2 separate regions of the Homo sapiens genome follow, and region 1 is linked to region 2. Evidence: read pairs that join two places in POLR2A ChIA-PET (ENCODE). Cell type or tissue: Panc1. All regions are shown on one strand.

Evidence for each region. ChIA-PET counts read pairs that join two places held together with the same protein. Peaks named below come from ENCODE experiments on the same cell type or tissue, not always from the same donor. Only the 100,000 strongest peaks of a DNase experiment are listed, where the experiment ranks them.
Region 1: POLR2A ChIA-PET joins it to region 2 with 5 read pairs; 2 of 35 experiments call an interaction of 5 or more read pairs at or near these places.

The regions. Positions count from the first base shown.
Region 1 is chr4:25,329,537-25,332,036 of GRCh38, forward strand. The region is part of intron 3 of ZCCHC4 (zinc finger CCHC-type containing 4); the gene reads left to right. Among named protein-coding and RNA genes, the nearest start is that of ZCCHC4, 18 kb to the left of the region's middle. RefSeq lists an enhancer at 1,962-2,031. In Panc1, no CTCF peak of the experiment used is centred here; no DNase peak of the experiment used is centred here; H3K4me3 peaks cover 949 bases; H3K27ac peaks cover 609 bases.
Region 2 is chr4:25,172,304-25,174,803 of GRCh38, forward strand. The region is part of intron 1 of SEPSECS-DT (SEPSECS divergent transcript); the gene reads left to right. Among named protein-coding and RNA genes, the nearest start is that of SEPSECS-DT, 13 kb to the left of the region's middle. In Panc1, no CTCF peak of the experiment used is centred here; a DNase peak (open chromatin) is centred at 1,408.

The DNA.
Region 1 (2,500 bases), 160 kb after region 2:
TTTTTTTTTTTTGTTTTGAGACAGAGTCTCGCTCTGTCACCAGGCTGGAGTGCAGTGGCGTGATCTCGGCTCACTGCAACCTCTGCCTCATGGGTTCAAGTGATTCTCCTGCCTCAGCCTCCCGAGTAGCTGGGACTATAGGCGCATGCCACCATGCCCAGCTAATTTTTGTATTTTTAGTAGAGACAGGGTTTCATCATGTTGGCCAGGATGGTCTCGATCTCTTGACCTCATGATCTGCCTGCCTCGGCCTCCCATAAGTGCTGGGATTACAGGCGTGAGCCACCGCACCTGGCCGGATGTTTTTATATTTTCTATGTCTTTGCTTAACAGGCTCATGCTTTCCTGCACCTCTTGAACACATGGAATACAGTTACAATGAGTGGCTTTAATGTCTCTACCAATATCATCCTATGTCATTTCTGGGTTTGTTTAGACCTTTTGATTTTGATTTTTTAATTTTTTACTTTTTTGAGACAAATTTTCACTCTGTCACTGAGGCTGGAGTGCAGTGGTGTGATCTCAGCTTACAGTAGCCTCCGTCCCTGTGTTCAAGTGATTCTCCTGCCTTGGCCTCCCAAGTAGCTGGAATTACAGGTGTGCTCCACCACGCCTGGCTAATTTTTGTATTTTTAGTAGAGACAGGGTTTCACCATGTTGGCCAGGCTGGTCTCAAACTCCTGACCTCAGGTGATCCACTGACCTCAGCCTCACAAAGCTCTGGGATTACAGATGTGAGCTACCATGCCTTGCTGATTTTTTTTTTCTTCTAATCATGAGTCATGTTGTTCTGTTTCTTTGCATACCTGGTAATATTTTATTGGATACTAGTAGTATGGGATTTACCTTGTTATATACTGGATATTTTTAATTCCTTTGTGTATTTTTGATTTTGTTCTGGGACAGTTACTTGTTGTAGTGTGATGTTCTTGAGCAGGATTTAGCAAACTACTACCTGTAGCCAACTCTGGCCATGCCTATTCACTTGGCTGTGTTTGCTTTTGTGGTATCACTACAGAATAGTTGTGACTGAGAGACTTTGTGGCCTGCCAAGCTCCAAATATTTATTATCTGATCCTTTACAGAAAGTTTGCTGACCCTGCTTTTGAAGACTTGTCTTTAAGCTTTTTAGGCAGGACTGAGCAACCTTTCGTGGTTCTAGGGCTAATTTTTCCTCCCTACTGAGGCAGTGCTCTTCTGAGTACTTGAGTACTTGTGTATTGTGAGGCATTTCCACTCTGGCTTGTTGGGAGACAAACCATTCTGGACCTGTGTGTATTTTCCAGTGATAATTCCACCTGCTTCTGGCCAGTGGTTCTTTCCCTTGCCTTGGGGAGTTTCTGCATGTGCACATGCTGCTCAGTACTCAGCCGAAGACTCGAGGGGAATTGTCAGCTAGTCTGGAGCGTTTTTTCTCTCTCTCTCAGTGTACAGCTTTCTGCTCTCCTGTCCTCCCTGGTTATTCGCCAGTACTCTTTCTGTGAATTCTGGCCGCCTAGCCTCCTGGAGTGCTCAGCTCTGTCTCATCAATTCCTTGGGCTGTGTTTCGGTTCTCCATCCCTGTGCTGCCAGCTCTCCACAGGCAGGAAGCTGGGCAGCTGTACCACTCACCTCTGTTCCCTTCCCTCGGGGTTCACTGTTTTGGGCTGCTAGTTGTCCGATATCTTCAAACTGCTTTTTCATATATTTTGTCTTTTTAAAACTTCTTTTGAAGGCCCATGGTAAATCTGGTCTCTGTTACTCCATCATAGCTGTCTGCGGAAGCTGTCAACATTTTTTTCTTTTAGAGACAGAGCCTCACTCTGTTGCCTAGGCTGGAGTGTGGTGGCATAATCATAGCTCACTGCAGCCTTGAACTCCTGGGCTCAAGTGATCCTCCTGCCTCTGCCTCCTAAGTAGCTGGGACTACAGGCACATACCACCACACCTGGCTAATTTTTAAAATTTTTTGTAGAGATGGAGTCTCAACTATGTTGCCCAGGCTGGTCTTGAGCTCCTGGCCTCAAGTGATCCTCCTGTCGTGGGCTCCCAAAGTGCTGGGATTTCAGGCGTGAGCCACTGTTCCTGGCCTGTTCAACACTGTTAGTACTTAGTGATGAGAGGTAATAGTAAATTCAGTGTTTCTGTTGCCGAAGAGTGTTTATTGGTTCTTTCACTTTCATTTCATAGGGCCCTTTCTTCTACTGGCATTCTCACTTTGAATTACTAAGAAGTTTCTTCTAATATCCCTCTATCTCCTTTTTCTTTCTAGTTTTAGATAAAGCTGTCAAAAGAACAGTTATCATAGAAATAGAAACATTTAAATTACCGGCACGATAGCTTATTTCTTGCTGCAACCATTCAGAATATCTATTTGTCACTGCCTTGGGTGCTTTGAAGTGAAACTGTGCTTAGATATAAAAAGTTTAAAACTCACTTTGATTACATGTTAAGCTCACAGTTTTTACACTGCAGTTCCTGAATTTAGTTCCATCAAAACTGTATGACTAGGCCACATGTG
Region 2 (2,500 bases):
CTGGTGGAGACCAACTTCCTGTTCCATGACAAGCCTTTGATGTCATTGGCAAACAAGGTAGTAGGAACATGAGGCTTTTCAGCCTTTCTGCATCCATTTTCCAGCCTTCTGCGTGTCTAGAGGCAGCGTGAGGAGCAGCGCTGTAACCAAATGCGGGTCCGGTTGCTTGTTGCCTACAGAGTTCAACAAGAGCAAGGTCTGGTGGAAAGAAAGTGACTTTATTAACCAAAACTAGTAATGGGAAGTGGCTGGATTCCCATCCAAAGTGACCACTTTGAATTTGGGGGGAAAGACAAGGGGCAAGGGATTAAAAAGGGGAAACTTGGTATGGAAGACATGCAAGAATTAGACTGAATACAATGTCTGTGTGTCTCATTCCAGTGGCTGTCTTGGGTCTCAGTCTACCTGGAGCATGGGCTGACATCATCTCCACAATGGCTGGGTTGTTCACTAGCCACCTTGAGATAATCTCTGGAATTTTGCAGCTGGGTCTCCAGGCTTGGTCTGCCCATCTCAAGATTAGCCCCTGGAACTTCTAAGAAGGCACATAATTAGATACTAGCGTACCGTTAGACAAATGTGGAGGGAGTGTATGCGGTGAGAAAGAGAGGGATGTGGAGTTTATTTTTTTGAAGGCTTCTGCAGTTTGCTTCAAGGTTACATCTTGAAACTCATTTTGAAGCCAAGCTGCTTGTTTAGTGTGGCTTCCTGATACGGGAACAGTCTCACAGTTGAAATCAGTAGCCCTAGTGGTGGCCTCAGAGGTAGTAGCTCTTCTGGTGGGTCAGTTCTGCTTTTTTCTGGGAGTCATTTCTGGAAACCTAGTCTAAAGCCCATACCCTTAGACCTTCCAATTATTGTGTAAACAGCCATTCCCTGAATTAAATCCCTTGGAAGTTAAGACATCTTGAGTCATTTCTTTCTCCTGCCCTCAATCTTGACTCTTACACCAGATTTTCGCATTTTTTTCCTTCACAATCCCAACTGTGTAGCACATTTTTATAAGTGAGAATTTTTTTTTTCTAGAAAAAGCATCATTCACTTCACTTGGTTGTGTTACTTTTCCTGAATTATTTACATCAATGGAAAGACTGACCAATCACCCCATTCCTACATAATTAAGCCTGAGGCATTGCCATTCCCTGGTGACAGCTGCACAAACTGCAACTGTAATGCTGGGCAGGGAATAATTAGAGTCAATAGAGCAACTTCACAATCCCAAGCCAATAAAGTGAAGCCTGATACTGATGTTTTAATGGAATATTGAAAATGAAGAGTTGAGAGAAAAGACTTTCTCCAGCATTGTCCAAGAGAGATAGAGCATTGATGACTCAATGAGTCTTCCTGCCAGTTTGGCAGATACAGCCTTTTAGTTGAGAGTGACTCACCATGCCTCAGTGGTGACTGTATTCCTTAAAAATAGCAGCTCCCGTTGCAATGGACTCAAATCCTTTTTGCAAGGAGGCAGGAAATAAACTCACTCTGCAACCTTCTTATTTCAACTTAGTTTCCCTATTGGTCATTCTAACCATCTGACATCTGTGCTGGTGTGGTTGTTACTTCTCTAAATCCATAGACACTAATAAATTAGCATTCTAGTCTTTTTTTTTTTTTTTTAGCTTCTTGTGAGACTGGTTACAATGATTCAGTTCAACAGAGCCTGATTCTCTCTAAGAGAACTGAGAAAAATTTGTGAACCTAAAGATCTGAGTCCAAATCTGAGACCCAAAAACCCATGAACCCTGAGATCTTCTTCTACCCCTAAAGCCTGATTTGCAGTCCAAGCGAGTGGGCAAACACACACTCTCTGGCCAATTCTTCATTATCTGCATGTGGGTCATTTGTAACCATTTATTTTCAATTATAAGACTAGTTGAAAAGGCCGGCCTCTTGAGTTCAAGAGATATGAGTTCAAATCTTGGCTATGCAGCTTCCTAGCTGTGTGATCTTGGACAAGTTACTTCACCTTTCTGTGCTTCACTTTCCTGATCTATAAGGAGTCAATAAGAAAACCCACTTGACATGGAATTAAAAATATATAAAGTAACTAGCATAAATAAATAATAGTGGCCAGGCATGGTGGCCCACATCTGTAAACCCACCACTTTGCAAGGCTGAGGCAGGAGAATCACTTAAGCCCAGGAGTTCAAGACCAGCCTGGGCAACATAGTGAAACTCCATCTCTACAAAAAATAAAAGATTAGCCAGGCGTGTTGACACATCCCTGTAGTCCCAGCTACTCCGGAGGCTGAGCTAGGAGGATCACTGTAGCCCAGGAGTTCAAGGCTGCAGTGAGCCATGATCGCGCCACTGCACTCCAGAACCTGGGCAAAAGAGCACTCCCCTGTCTCAAAAAAAAAAGTGGACTAGGGCTCTGTCCAAAGACAGATAGAAAAAGGGTTCCAGGAGGAGGAAAGTGTAGGAGGAACAGTGTGGTGATAAAAAGAAGCCTGATAGGCCTTTCTGTGACAGGTCTTAAAGGCCATTTTCAACTCAAATA